Linked DNA regions of Homo sapiens: region 1 is linked to region 2. The links are chromatin loops, found by intact Hi-C in ENCODE. Cell type or tissue: Calu3. All regions are shown on one strand.

Region 1 (8,000 bases), 50 kb after region 2:
GCAGGGATAACTTTAGTATATAAAATGTTCTCACCAACGTGAAGGGAAGAATTTTATTCATCTGAAATTTTTCATGAAATTTATTTATGAAAAGCCATCAGAGGAATTCCCAGAAGGCTACATGCCTCCTTCTCATAGGACTGAGAAAGGATGGGGTAACATGGGGTTACAGAGTGAGTTCTCCAACCAGGTGGCCAGAGCTTGGGTAAGTCCTGATGGTCGCACCTGGCTGGGAAGCCAGGAAAGGTGCTCACAGACAAGTGGAGAAATGAATAGAATTGTGGTGAGGCACCCTCCAAAATGAGAGACAGTAGGAGAAATTTTAGCAATTTTACCGTGTGCAGAATTTCAGAACTAAGTACTGGAGCCTAAAGATAATTTCTGGGAAGTTTTCTGTTTGATATCCTGTATAAAACCCCTAGATGGCCTAGTTAAAAACCTACAGAAAAGATCTACAATATGGTCCAAAGTTTACGAAGCCAGATTTATGTTTCTTTTGACTGTGACTCACAGCTAAGACTGAGCCACATGGAGCCTTAGGGATTATTTAGGTTAGATTACATATTAACAAAATATCAGCATATCCTTTAGTAAGATATCCACGCAGTAATGTCAACTAATCACAGTAGCATAGCATTTAAAGGGAGTTTTGAGCAGGATTGAAAGAAATATGAATAACTAGGTGTAAGTAGGAATTTTCATAAAGGGACGATTTACAGAGCTGTGGCAGGGTTAAAAGGACCAACAAGGAATGTTGAAGCACTCAGGGACCAGCAACATTGAGAAACTGTTTCCTAGAACTGAAGAGTGGAGGGGAAGGAAGAGTGTTGTTACTAAGGCCCATTAAAAATTGGGGCTATAGAAGGGGAGCTGACTGCAACTGCATCAGGAGCTACAGTCAGGGAGGGATGGTGCCACTGCCAGATTGTGAACCATGAAGCTGAGTAGGGAGCGAGCAGCAGAGAAATACCCTCATCTCTCCTGCTGTTGCCTTCCATTGGCTGAACCGTCCGGGGCATCTGAGCCTGAAGAAATTAGAGAATACTGCCGGGCGCTCACGCCTGTAATCCCAGCACTTTGGGAGGCCAAGGAGGGTGGATCACCTGCAGTCAGGAGTTCGAGACCAGCCTGACCAACATGGTGAAACCCTGTCTCTACTAAAAATACAAAATTAGCCAGCCATGGTGGCGCATACCTGTAATCCCAGCTACTTGAGAGGCTGAGGCAAAAGAATTGCTTAAACCTGGGAGGCGGAGATTGCAGCGAGCTGAGATCTCACCACTGCACTCCAGCCTGGGCAACAAGGGTGAAACTCCATCTCAAAAAACAAAACAAACAAACAAACAAACAAAAAAAAAAACCAAACAAAAAACCCAAGCACAAAAAAACTTAGAGAATGCTATCTGTAAGCATCAGTTCCCTGAGGACCTAGGCTGCCATGGAGGAACAGAGGATGGATGTGGGGTGGTGCACAAATGGAGAAGAACGCACACCCTGAGTCTCACTCTAGTGAATTCTGACCTTTCTTTAAGAAAAACTACCCAATTTTGGAATCTTTCTTGACATGTCCAGGCTGTCTAGAGCTCTAGGACCTTTATAACTCTTAGCCACAGCAGGCTTTACATTCCCTAGAGTTTTTCTTCTGCCAAAACAGAAGAACAGAACTATGGCATATAGTTTTCAATCCATCTTCTGCCTTAGCACAGGTGAATGACAGAAAACAGTGACATTGCATATCCCTAATGCCAGTGCACAATGGGGCACAATTCTCACTGGGCATAGGGAACACATTGCCTTTAGGGAGGTATAAGAGAACCTCAGGGTGGTGGTAGTGTACATTTGAAAAAGCCCCGCCTTTCCAACTTGGACGCGGCAGAATGGTTCCCGCAAAGAAGGGTGGCGAGAAGAAAACGGGCCGTTGCCATCAACGAAGTGGTAACCCGAGAATATACCATCAACATTCACAAGCGCATCCATGGAGTGGGCTTCAAGAAACGTGCACCTTGGGCACTCAAAGAGATTCGGAAATTTGCCATGAAGGAGATGGGAACTCCAGATGTGCGCATTGACACCAGGCTCAACAAAGCTGTCTGGGCCAAAGGAATAAGGAATGTCCTATACCGAATCCATGTGAGGCTGTCCAGAAAACGTAATGAGGATGAAGATTCACCAAATAAGCTATATACTTTGGTTACCTATGTAACTGTTACCACTTTCAAAAATCTACAGACAGTCAATGTGGATGAGAACTAATCCCTGATCGTCAGATACATCAAATAAAGTTATAAAATTGCCAAAAAAAAAAAAGTAAAAGCTCCTACAAATGATTCTCATAAACTTCTGTGCTTCTCTGAGAATGACTGTGCTAAAAGCTTTAACCAGGATCTCTTGATGACAGGATCTTTCTCTTTCTGAAACGAAGGGTAGAGTTTCTCTTTCTGAAAGGGAGGGTAGAGTTTTCATCAAAACATTCAAGCTTCTACACGTGGCAGTAGTGAAAATGCTTGGGAATTCAAATTTGTATCTCATTTTAACTGTGTAATCTGTTAATGTCTCTGAGCCTCAGTATCTTAATCTATAAAGAAGGCATAATTATACCTACCTCCAAGGGTTGCTAAGAATAAGTCAGCTAAAAGTGCTTTGTAGGTGGAAAAATTCTAGATAATTGTTATTTATATTATTGTTATCTTGATGTCTTTTCACATATGGGAAAAGCTGGCTTTTTATTCCCTGCAGTCAGCTTAAAACTGAAAGACATAAAATCATTTATAGAATAACTCTAGTCTGAATCCTTTGCATCGATCCATTACCAATCAGAAGGTGGCGTATTTTGAAGTCCTGAGCTTATGTAGATATGGGTTTTGAGTTAATGTATAACTCCTTTTAAAATTACAGACATTTCTAGCTTCCTTTGAGTTTTACAAACTAACAGTTCAGGCACAGACACTTTTCTCATTTTTTATTTCAAACTTCAAAATATATTTATGATAATAAACTAAAAGTAAAATTGTCAGGTTGCCAAGTAATGAGATTATAGGTGAATCCACACTCCCAGTTTGCCTTAATATTGTTAAATTACTTCTATAACTAACAAGGGAAACATTCATTTAAACCAAACATAGTAAGTTTTTGTAATTTATTTCCCTTTGTAAAAGCTGCATAGATATATATTTATTGTAACAAACTTAAAAAATTAAGAAACATTGTACCTGTGGACTTATTCTTCAAAAACAACAATATTTTGAAGCTACTTTCATTCCTTCTTTCCCCTTCTGATGGATATATTTTAATAGCTGTGAACATTTTCATGTTCCATTTTCCTTCTACCTTACAACATAAATATTTCACATTGTTACTACAAGATTTCCTTGATAATTTTAATGGCTATGTAACAGTTCATCAGATGGGTATATCTTAACATTAGACATTTAGGTGATTTGCTTCCACTAGATATTAATATATAGTAAATTAAATAATAACAAGAACAAGGAAGTTAAAAAAAGGAAATTCTCCTCGTTTTTTTACAACTTCCTCATGGCTTACCTGGATCTCCTCCATGTCTCATTAAAATTTAACTAATTATTTCATAACAGCACGTAGAAATTCTGGCAGTGTGATAGACATATTCATTTTACTCCTGACCACACAGACAAAGCTGTGTACCACGATGACAGAGGCCAGCAAGCCAGAGGCATGTGTTATTTTTGGAACTTCTCTAGAGAAAATGTGAACTCAAAAGTCTGGGCTTAACAACTGTTCCTGTTACACACATACACAAACACACTCACAGATGTTAAATATTGGGATTCTAGATGGCTTGTTTTCATTATGCAAAGACATTTCTCTCTTTCCCATGATGTCTAAAATAATACTATGAATTCCAAGAATCATGGAAAGTTAGGAAGTTTGGAGATTATTTATATGGGATTTTTAATATATGACATGTCTGCTATGCTAAACACATGGCAGACATTATTGACCAATTGTTCTTTCCTGAGACAACTTCAGACTCCTTCCCAGCATAACACTACCACACTCATGACCAATCCTTCACAAATGGTTCAAGAGAGCAAACCTGTTCACCATCGAGAGCTCTTCAGACCTCTTACTTCATGGATAAGGAAACTGAAACACTTTAGATTCCGGGCAGAAAAAATAATGCATCTGCTTGGCTTGTTGAGTGTATGTAGAGGTTTACATATTAAAAGGATCCCCAGGTGATTTGAAAGCACCCTAAGCTTGAGAAGCACTGATCTAGACCACTGAATGGAGGATGCCACAGGTACAGACAGGTCCAGAGTGAGGTTGTCCAGCAGCTGTGGGCAGGACCCCAGGGGAATCAGTACCTTGGAGAGGGCATCCCATATGGTGAGCTGTGGTTTTCACTTCATAGTTTCAGAAACTTAATTTAGTTAATTACACAGAGATGATTAACCCGTAGGAGACCAGGTTTTACTAATGAAACTTAAAAGGCATTGATGTGCAAACCAGAATTCCTATTTTGGTACAAAAAAAAACCTGTTAGAATCATCCTTTGCGTCATACATGGCTGCGGGGGTATTTTTTCTGGCAAGTACCTTCATGCAGCTACCTAAGGTAAAGGCCCAGAGATGCCTTCGTCAACATAGAATGATAGCAATGACAGTAGGTATTTCTGAGGGCTGTTTTTTTTGTGTTAGAGTTATTTCTCCTTCAAGATGCTGGATAAACATGAAGAAATCCTCGCTAATACATTGCCTTTGAAAACCTTTTACTAGGCCTGGCACGGTGGCTCATGCCTGTAATCCCAGCACTTTGGGAGGCTGAGGTGGGCAGATCACGAGGTCAGGAGATCGAGACCATCCTGGCTAACACGGTGAAACCCCGTCTCTACTAAAAATACAAAAAATTAGCCGGGCGTTGTGGTGGGCACCTGTAGTCCTGGCAGGCACCTGTAGTCCCAGCTACTCGGGAGGCTGAGGCAGGAGAATGGCGTGAACCTGGGAGGCAGAGCTTGCAGTGAGCCGAGATCGCACCACTGCACTCCAGCCTGGGTGACAGAGCAAGACTCTGTCTTAAAAAAAAAAAAGAAAAGAAAAGAAAACCTTTTTCTAAAACAATCCTTGGCCAATGCCAGCTATGTTTCAGTGAGTTTTCTTTTCTGTCAGTTTCATTTCAGTCATCTTCCTGAGGATATTTACCAATTTCTCCAGTTTCAGGAGCAATATCCTTGTAAACTATTTCATAGAGGTACCTGCTTCTGTAGCTATTTAAACTCCACTGTTTATTGATTCTTCTTAACTTTATTCTCTAAATTCACCTAAATTCTAGGTGCTCTGTCCTGTGGCTCCCAACAATGACTACTTTAGTCAAATCTTGTTTCTCCAGCTGATGGGAGGCAAACTGCTTAACCTGTACATATTTGTTACTTTTTTGAACAGTGGGGGTGAGGAAGTTGAAAGAACTTACAAAAAGAGTCAATGCCTTCACTGTAAATGTATTTGGAGCGAACAGAATCAAGATGTTCTTAAATCGAAGTCATTATTCTCTGCCAGATGGGAAAAGGCACAGTCTTATGGTTATGAAGAGCTAGGTTGGGTCTGTATCGTGCTGTAAACTCCACTTAAAGCCAGACTTCTTTGTTTGCCAAGAGTAGCTATCACAGACTAAAATGCTAAAACGCAACTGGGGATGCTGTCAATCTGCTTGACATGCATCGACTGCAAACATCTCATACCCCTGGTAGAGGGGGCACATTCTACTTCTCTAACACAAGGGAGTGGGAAGGCATGGTTCAGGAAAGCTGCACATATTACAGTATATATATTTCCATAATCAAAAGACAACCCTTACTATATTACATTATTGGACAATTTGAAAAAACTTTTAATGCTTTGCTGTTCTTTTACTCTGAATTCCTCTAGAACACAGTTACATGCCTACCACTTATTACATGAGGAAATCCATAATATAGGAGCTCTTATTTAGCTTCCAAATGGTCTCAAATGAGATCCAAAATTTAAGAAGGAAATAAGAATCAGTGATTATGTAACATTAACCAAATGTCTTTCCCAAACTGAGGCTGACTTTACATTTCTTAGGGGCCCAATTCCATTAATGGTGCTTTCTTATTCAGCAAGGTAGAGACATGGATTACTTAGCCAGTGTTTTAGAACTGTGAAAACTGTACTGTACACACAACTGAGGGCTGTAAGGGGATCTTGCTTCATACTCAGTCACTGGCTGCAGCAAGGGAGACTTAAGTGAGACCATACAGCAAGGACTTTGCAAAGCTAAAAGTACTAAATACATGCAAGGGGATTTGCAGCTAAATAAAGTGTTTTTATACCTCCAGCTTCCACTAAGCTGTCCAGGGACAAGTGAATTCCTTTTCTCCAGCTGCTTGAAGAAGTGTGTTGTCTAAAGCATTGTTCCTGGCTACTATTATTTATAGTAGAATTGTCTTCTCCTACTATTCTCAACACGTTTGCTTTTTCATTTTTGAGGAAGCAGTTTTAGAACCTGAAGTTGGACCTGTACCTTGACTGTCCTCTTCACATACAATGATGCTCAGCCTCTCCCTGTTACTTCATCTCTTGTTATGAAATTCCGACCCAATTTAAGTTTGCATGCAAGTTTCAGTTTCTTCATAAAGTAAGCACTCTGAATTCTTACTAGCATTTTAACACTCATTATCTGATCTAAGCAATTGAGCCTGATTATTTGCTGTTTTATCTTGCTTTTTAATGGTTCCATGTGCATAAGGCTCTTCAACAAAACTGTACATTAGTTAAAAGTAAGAGTTTCTAATGCCTCTTCAATGCTATATTGTTTCCATTGTGTTTTTATTATAGCTGTAGAAACCATATTTCTTTTTCTTTTTCTTTTCTTTCTTTCTTTCTTTTTTTTTTTTTTTTTTTTTTTTGCTATGGAGTTTCGCTCTTGTTGCCCAGGCTGGAGTGCAATGGTGTGCTCTCAGCTCACCGCAACCTCCGCCTCCCGGGTTCAAGCGATTCTCCTGCCTCAGCCTCCCGAGTAGCTGGGATTATAGGCATGCACCACCACACCTGGCTAATTTTGTATTTTTAGTAGAGATGGGTTTCTCCATGTTGTTCAGGTTGGTCTTGAACTCCCGACCTCAGGTGATCTGCCTGCCTTGCAATGGCACGATCTTGGCTCACTGCAACCTCCAACTGCTGGGTTCAAGTAATTCTGCCTCAGCTTCCCAAGAAGCTGGGTTTACAGGCACATGCCACCATGCCCAGCTAATTTTTGTAATTCTACTAGAGAAGGGTTTTGTCATGTTGGCCAGGCTGGTCTCGAACTCCTGACTTCAGGTGATCCGCCCGCCTCAGCCTCCCAGAAGTGTTGGGATTACAGGCATGAGCCACCGCACCCTAGAAACCATATTTCATACATAAGATAATCAGACATGAATTGAACTCAAGGTCTGTCAATGGGGCAGAATATTTGAAATCTGGGTTACTCTGGGAAATCCAGGAGACAGTGTTATTTTATTTATGGTGCCACTATATACCCTTGTTATAGCCACACATCTATCTGCCCTGCTAGATCTTTAGCAACCTGAGATTAATAAAAGTAATATTTATCTTTGTGGTACCAGTGCCCACTATTGTTGTCAACAATGTTATCCATTGTTAGCTTTCTTTTAGTGCTTCTTCTGTGCCAGACACTGTACTAAGTACTTTACATGAATCATCTAATCCTCACAAACTTTATCTTCATAAGATAATAAGGTTCAGTTATCTCCATTTTAAGAATGAATACTCACTGGTGCATAAATAGTAGGCATATAATGAATTTTAGACTAATGAATGAATTGATGCTGAAATGGTTGATGCCTAAGACATTGCCATGGGAATATTCTTCTTGCTCCAACTAGAAAGATAACTTAGAGACTCAGATCACTTCTTCACTTTTTAAAGGTAGATTAGGGAATCTGGGTGTTCATTTTGATTCTCACTTACCTGTGTGGCATTTTCTATTGAAATAGTTATTGG
Region 2 (8,000 bases):
CAGTGGCACCTTTCCCCGCTAATATATGTACTACTAATACATAGCTTTAGTTTTACATAGTACATACTATGTACTATCACCCATATAAATTGTAGAATACGCTAATATAAGCAGGGCCTGTCTTCGGGTTGGGGGGTAAGGGAGGGTTAGCATTAGGAGAAATACCTAATGTAGATGACAGGTTGATGGGTGCAGCAAACCACCGTGGCACATGTATACCTATGTAACAAACCTGCATGTTATGCACATGTATCCCAGAACTTAAAGTATAATAATAATAATAATAATAATTTCAAAAAAGACACTGGCAGACTAAAAAGGCACAAGAGGAACACTGGAGCACCACAGGTGTGAAGATCTGAATGTTTCTCCCCACCACTCCCCCTCCCTGCCAAAATTCATGTTGAAATCCTAACCCCTGAGTTGAGAGTATTTGGAGATGAAGACTTTGCAAGGTGATTAGGTATTGAGGGCAAAGCCCTCATGAATGATGTTAGTGCCCTTATAAAAGAGACCTTGGAGAGATCCCTTGAGCCTTCTGCCATGTGAGGACACAGTGAGAAGACAGGCATCTGTGAAGACGTGGTCCCTCACCAGACACTGAATCTGCCAGTGCCGTGTCAGCCTTCATAGCTGTGAGAAATAAATATCTGTTGTTCATAAGCCGTCCGCTCTATGCTATTTTGTTATAGTAGCCCAAATAAATCCCACATTCTTTCAGATTGTCGTGGTTGCTTGCTTGCTTGCCTTGTGGCCGGCTCTCACACCAGCCTGGGGACTGCTCTCCCATCAGGAAGTTTTCCTTCCATGGAGGTCTCTTGTTTTTCCTGATGTAGGTAGGCTGGCAGTAAATTCTAGGAGATAGGGTAAATCTACAGAAGCAGCTGCTTTTACAAAGAAAAAGGGCAAAGGTGGTCTGCTTGCCTGCTTTTTATTTTTTAAAGAAAGGACAATTCGCTTTTATTATTTTGCACAAAGTAGATAGTTTGGGCTTCATTCACATTGTAAGTGGTAAAGGAGCTATTCATGTGGGACAACTGGGAAATGACTTTTTGTGACCACGATAGGAAGAGACATGCTAATGTGATATTGAGCAGGGTCTGGATTTCCGTTTTGGCCTGTGGTTGGTCTCCCTGTCCAGGGGGACACACAAATGCAGCTCTAGAATACTGCTGAACAGTAGCATTAATATTCAGTGGCAAACCTTGATCTGTTGGTCTTAGAATACTGGTGTGAAGAGGGATATAGAATAAATAATTAGAATGTAATCTAATATTAGTAGCTATGGCCTGGCTTCCTGTGAGCTGGATTTAGGGATGCTTCGATTCTTAATACCATCAACAAGCAATTGAAATATACACATACATCAGAAGCCGGGTCACAGCTGGTATGCCATTGGGGTATTTTCAGGAGAGGAAATAAAGGATTTAGATGGGGCAGAAATAAATAAGCCACATTTCCCCTTGTCTGTGTTGTGCCAGACTGGGAGACTGTATATTTGTGAAAGAATCCACTTCACTGTATATTTCTTAGTGTCTTAACATGCACAGAGGAAATACTGCCCATCCTTTTAACAAGTTTTATATCATTGCCTTCACAACTTAGGATGAAATGCCCTTCGACCCTCTAAGGCTGAATAAATGCCCCACTAACTCCAGGAGGTTAATGTATCAAGATAGATTCTCATCTGCTAATCTCAAGGCCAACAGACCCAATTTGGAGTTATTTTACCCATCCTCAAAAGCTTGATTTTAATAGACTGTTGAGAAAGAGGTGTTTAAATTTCAGCAGCAATTCCATTTATACCCTACATGACATTTAGGGCTTAAGGGAATAGAAGGAATTGCTTATGGGAGACATCAAGCAAAAAAAAAAAAAAAAAAAGATCCTGATTTTTCTCCACACTCAGAACAGTGTGAGGGGAGTGAATCTCAGGGTTTTGTTTCATTTGCACAACATCAGGCAGTCAGCACATGTGTGAAATAGAGAACGCAGGCTGGGTTGTGACTAGCACCCAGGGTGACTGATTTATGTTTAAATGGAGCAATAAAAACTGTGGTAATCATAAGGCAAGTCAGTAAGGATCCCCCCAAAAAGTTAGTTCTCAGACATCCTGTCTCAGAAGAAACGATCTGTCCTGCAGTGGTTTTCTGTTCAGGCGACTGTATCGATTGTACTGGTCTGCTGTATTTTAGTAAAACTTGTTGATCCATTACTCAAGCAGGTTGCTGCTAGCCTGGATTCATTTGTTCTTTTCCAGCCACATTCCACTGTTGCTTGCTTAGGGAGCTTTTGGAGAGCACACTCGGTGGGTGGTGAATCCTCAAAACTGCAAGAAGCCATCAATCTCTTACTTTCAGAAGGCTGGAGATACCCTCAAATTATTTTCTCTTCAACCATCAGATTTTTGGGAAGATAAGCCTGAGGACAGCTCTTCCTTATGTCATCCTGAGCTGATTTTAGCACCCTTGAGGCGTTGTGTGTGGGGGAAGTATGACAAAACAAACCTGAGTGGAGCTCACTGGGGTCTGGTTTCCCAGATGCTGCTTTGGGATATGCCATCCAAACACATGATTTGTGCACTGACAGAACAAATAAAAATGGCCCCTGGTGTAAAGTCTATTGTCTCTGTCAAGAGAACCCAAAAGCCTCCCTGCCCTTTTCTCCTTTGAGTAGGGCTATTGGTTTTGGCTAAGCAAAGATGAGGTTCCTTTATGGCAGGTGAGCTGAGTGTCCCATGGGGAGAAAAGGGGTTTTGCTGGGTAAGGCAAGAGTATAAGGAACCGTGGATATGTGGAAAGAATGCTAAGATGGAGAGGACAGAGCTGGTGGGCAGGCCTGCCCTCCTTATCCCATCCCCAAAGCGGGTGAAGGGATGGCCACACAGCAGAGCCTGGCTTATCCAAAGGCACCCAACGCTGTGTTAAGACTCTCAACCTGGCTCAACTGTGCCATTGCCTCACCTTCATGGCTGGGACATTGCTGCCTCGATGAGGCCTCACCAATGGGCTTAGGCAAGGCCCAGGCATTGTTAAGATAGCTCACCCGGAAGTGCTAAATCTGGCCAGTTCCTGAGGGTGCTTTTTTGTTCTAGTAAAGCCCCACGTTTGGGAATCACCATTTTGTTGGAAATCTCTCTCTCTTCTTTTTGCAGTTATGTCATGTGATAGTCATCTTGTATAGTTAGGGACCATCTAGCATTCACCTCATCACCTCGAAGAGGGGCAATGGGTCATGGCCAGAGGTGCAGACTCCTGTGGGTTTTTATAACAACATATCAATCCAATATAGGACTTGACCTTGGGGGCCACTGTGCCTGTGAATGGAGCCCTTGGAAGAGAATCAGAAAGATTGATAAGAACTTCTCCTGTCTCAAGGCTGGCTGGGAGAGAACACAGTCTGATTTGCTCCATTTGGCTCTAAGTGAAGCTTCCTCCAAGAAGTGGCTTGAAATATGTTTTATGCATGATAAATGACAAGGGCTTATATAGTTCCCGCAGAGGTTATTGTGTCATCTGAGTTTGCAGATGAAATTCCAGGAGGTAGTTGTCACTGCATTATCATGGCTTTTGTCCAAGAACTCCACAGCCCCAGCAGCTCTCTATGTTCATAGCACCTTGATGAGAAGGTAGCACATAGGAATGGCCTTATTCTGCAGAAAAAAAAAAAAAAAAAAAAAAGACAGAGACAGGAGTTCTTAGGACTAGGTAGCCTGGATTTGTGCCTATTTCTTGTTAATTGCAGACTTTTGGAAAGCTCACTTTCTTGACGAGGCCTTTTTGCTCCAAAATAGTATTACTCCTGGTCACATGGATTGCTAATGATGCTCATGTTGTTCACATGGGGATTGAGACATCTGAGGTTTCTGAACAGAAAGGGGGCTCCTAAATGGCAGAGACTAATTATATTAGTATTTCCCCCTCATTATAGAAGGGGAATTTCTATAGAGTGCAAGAATTTCTATTTGGGGCACTAAAATGGTACAAGAAATAGAGTCGGTTCAGTTGGTCATTACTCACACAGCAGTCAACAGACTAAACAGTCCTAAATCAGGCAACTGTTTTAGTAACGATAATTTTTGTTTTCCTTGAGTAATTTGAAAATGCTTAATAAAATGGAACTATTTCTTTCTAACCAATTCCCTCCATTCATCTGGAAGGGTGTTTGTGAGTTTACATCTCTGGGATGGGGATGAGCAGTGGGGAGGCCACGGGGAGCAGTGCTGTATGACCTGAAGGTGGGCGATGGGGATGAGCAGTGGGGAGGTCGTGGGGAGCAGTGCTGGGTGACCTGCAGGCGGGCAAGTCTTCTTCAGAGGAGGAACGTCACACCCACCGCCTGACTCCCTTCTGGGTTAGCTCACTCCACTCTTCTGTTAGGCTTTGCCAACCAGGCCAACCACAAGGATACATCCCTAGATCTTGGGTGGCCACCGTGGTTCAGAACATAGATACAGAACTAATTTTATTTGCTACAACAAGCAAGAAGGCTGAGGTTTATTGAGCAATAGCTGGGTTTTGTCAAACTTGCTTAAGGATTGCCTAAGACCAGCAAAATAAACATGATAAAGTTGAAGAATGACCAGTTTTCCACTCTGCTGTGTTTGGAGGCTGACGAAACTGTCATTGACAAAATTGCCCTGATGGGACTGTTTTTTGTTGTTGTTGTTGTTGGTTGGTTTTTTTTTTTAATCTGTGAAATACTTTCCTGAATGGTAACTCGATTTTATTGTGAGTAATGAGTTCTGAGTATACCAGGGAGAGAAACAGTGAGAAAGCCTCCTGCAGAGGTTTTTAGCCCTCTCTCCTTCTGCTACAAAGATGTTATTGTTACATTTATACCCAACACAAAGACTCAGGGAATATTTGTGGAGTAATCGCCTGTTTATTTGTTTTATATATTATTATCATTTGTCTATGTATGACCCTTTTAAAAGTTAATTAAGTGATACCGTAAGTCCCTGTGAAATCATCACCCACGCCAGAACTGGAACCGAATCAACTTACCTCAAGACCCAAGCACTCTTCTTTATTCTGTCTTCTTCTAATACCCTCAGAGGCATTCATTATTCATTGTTTTTGACTTATGACAATATATCATTCAGTTTTATTTATTTTAAAACTTTATATAAAGAGTGTAATGCTATACGAAGTTTCTTGGAATTTGCCTTTTTCACTTAATATGATACTAAAATTTTCTGTGTTGTTGAACACAGCTGTAGTTCATTTATTTTCACTGCTGCATAATCCTTCATTACATTGATATATGCCATTTATTTATTTATCCTACCATTGATAGGTATTTTGTCATTTCCAGTTTTTTAGTATTATGCTGTTCAATGCTATGAACTTTCTTCTGTTCCTCTCCAGGTATATATGTGTAACTATTACTCTTGAGTATATATCTAGGAATGGAATGCTGAGCTGAAGGGTATAAGCACAGTCAACTTCTTTTTTTTTTTTTTTGAGACGGAGTCTTGCTGTGTCACCCAGGCTGGAGTGCAGTGGCGTGATCTCAGCTCAATGCAAGGTCCGCCTCCTGGGTTCACCCCATTCTCCTGCTTCAGTCTCCTGAGTAGCTGGGACTACAGATGCCCGCCACCACGCCTGGCTAATTTTGTTTTTGTACTTTTAGTAGAGATGGGGTTTCACCGTGTTAGCCAAGATGGTCTTAATCTTCTGACCTTGTGATCCGCCCACCTCGGCCTCCCAAAGTGTTGGGATTACAGGCAGGAGCCACCGCACCTGGCCTCAACTTCTTTTTTAACTTATGAATTGTTTATTTCCGGAATTTTCCATTTAATATTTTTGAACCACAGCTGACTGAGGGTAAGTAAAACCATGAAAAGTGAAAGCATGGATAAGGTGGAACTACTGTGCATGTGTATGTGTGTGTGTGTATGTGTGTATAGATATATCTATATACATATATGTATATACTATATAAATGTATATATCTATGTATACTCATACGTGTTTATAGATATACATTCTGTGTAAACTAGACTATGCGTTCTTTAACACTTAGAAATGAAGCACGATCAACTTTAAAACATAATGCCAACTGGCTTCCAGGAGTTGCATTTTTGATTTAAGAACAAGTCTTGTTTAATTCTTTAACAGCATGCACCAGATCTGTCATTTCTGGAATCTTGTGCGAATTGTGTATCAACTTGAGGGTGAGTGCTCGTGGGTTGTTGTGGTGGGCAAATGAGGCTATGTGGAGAACTTAGCAATGTTTTCAAAGAGACCTTGCCACACAGATGCTTTCAGAATTTAAATGACTCAGAAAGTTGTTTACTTTTGGCCCAAAGCCAATGTCTTCTGGAGGTAGTGAGTGCTGCTTTGGATGGGTTGGGATCAGCAGAGCATCTACCACAGAAATTCTAACAAAATGAGGGTTGGACCTGTGATAAGGGCAGCGTCAGCAGCAAGGGCCTCTAGAGGCTTGGTCACCACAACTATAAATCTTTCATGTAGTCGAACTTCCTGCTTTCACTTCACAGGGCCACTCACGGACTTGTCATCTGCTCTCACCAGGACTTCAGAGGATCTCAATGCTGCTGTTCTCACAGCCTGACAGGGACAAAATAACAGGAAACTTGCAAATTTGTCTTTATTCTTGCTTATGGTATGGCTAGAAAATGTTTGAATTAATATGAGAAATATAAAGATCTATCATAACCTCCTTTTTTGTAGGTGGGGCTACTTTTCCTTCCTTAATAGTTACCCTTCTGCTGAGGCCCCCTATGGGAAACACCAATCTTTAAGGGACTTAATCCCTTTTTCCAAACTTCCCTGGGCCAGTGCCCAAATGGTCTATACATTGTCTGTTAAATCAAAGAAACCAGCTTTCTTGTTTTTCTCTATGGTTTCTTCCCATGCAATTGACATCTTACAGTGCAACATGGAAATTTGAAATAAAGGCACACCATTGCACATCTAAGTTGAGATCTAGAGACGGTGGTTTGGAGTGAAGTTCTAATTAATAGGAGAAATGGGATTGCTAACTTTGGCTTTTCCCAGGGATCCTTAAGGTCTGGGACAGATCCCCCATTGGTCTAGAGGAGTTAGGGTTAATTGTAGTCCTGCTTGGAGACAAAGGTACTAAAATGTGACTACTGGCTTTTTCAGCTATAAAATTGAAGAGTCTCTGCATGGTCTGTTCCAGGCATCTCCCTGAGCCAGCCCAAGGAACTGCCTTTAGGTCTCTTCCTTATCCCTTCTCTCTCTCACGCCTTCTTTTGTTCCCTGCCCTTCTTCCTGGCCTCTCTCTCTTACTTTCATTTCTTCTGGCAATTAGTGGACAAGCCAGAAGAAAACAATTAAGATGGTCATCAATTTGGGCAGTATTCTGTTCACACTTATTTGAGACTTGTTCTGTAGTATATGTGAACATACTCAGGACGTAAATGAAATAGAATAGTGAGCCAGAAAATTGTGATAAATAAAGGTGCTTCTACCCATATTTTGTTTACATTCTGGGTGGTGCATGAGATTAAAAGCTGTGAGACTTTGCAAATAGAATGAGGTAGATGACTAGTTTTTGCTGTGCATAAGGTCAACAATATCACCCAACAAATAGCCAGCTCCTTGCCACACTCCCTTCCTTCATTCTAGTCATCTATCTTACAAGCATAATTGAATTAGATCCTCATAAAAGTCTTACAAGGCACATACTACTGATGGTAGTGGAGGCCTGTCTGGAGCGGCTGCTGCCATGATGCTGGCTTCAGGGGGTGAGGCATGGCCAGGGCTGCACACTCCAAAGAGCCAGCAGGAGCCGGGAAAAGGCAGAAGCCCTGGCAGGGCAGGAACCTTGTGCTCCCTGGGAGCAGCTGCGGCCATCCAGCTGTGGCTGTGGACCTGGGCATCCCTGTGCTCTTGGGAGCTGGGATTGGGCAGGAGCCCTGCCCTTCTGGAGTGTAGCTGCAGCTGCCCAAGCCATGGCTACGGACCTGGGCGTCCCCTCTTGGGGGCCTGGGAAAGGCCCCCTCCCAC

The links. A loop is a pair of places that touch in the nucleus more often than their neighbours do. Peaks named below come from ENCODE experiments on the same cell type or tissue, not always from the same donor. Only the 100,000 strongest peaks of a DNase experiment are listed, where the experiment ranks them.
Region 1: a loop joins it to region 2, with 2.9 times the contacts of the local background. A loop is called at or near these places in 4 of 110 quality-filtered maps.

Annotation. Positions count from the first base shown.
Region 1 is chr14:58,792,777-58,800,776 of GRCh38, forward strand. It overlaps the pseudogene RPL31P4. Among named protein-coding and RNA genes, the nearest start is that of LINC01500, 32 kb to the right of the region's middle. In Calu3, no CTCF peak of the experiment used is centred here; a DNase peak (open chromatin) is centred at 4,325.
Region 2 is chr14:58,742,947-58,750,946 of GRCh38, forward strand. LOC102723725 (a long non-coding RNA gene) reads left to right here and starts at 6,007. Exons shown (of 3, transcript XR_943915.3): 1 at 6,007-6,178; 2 at 6,506-6,630; 3 at 7,134-7,207. In Calu3, no CTCF peak of the experiment used is centred here; DNase peaks (open chromatin) are centred at 3,565 and 6,355.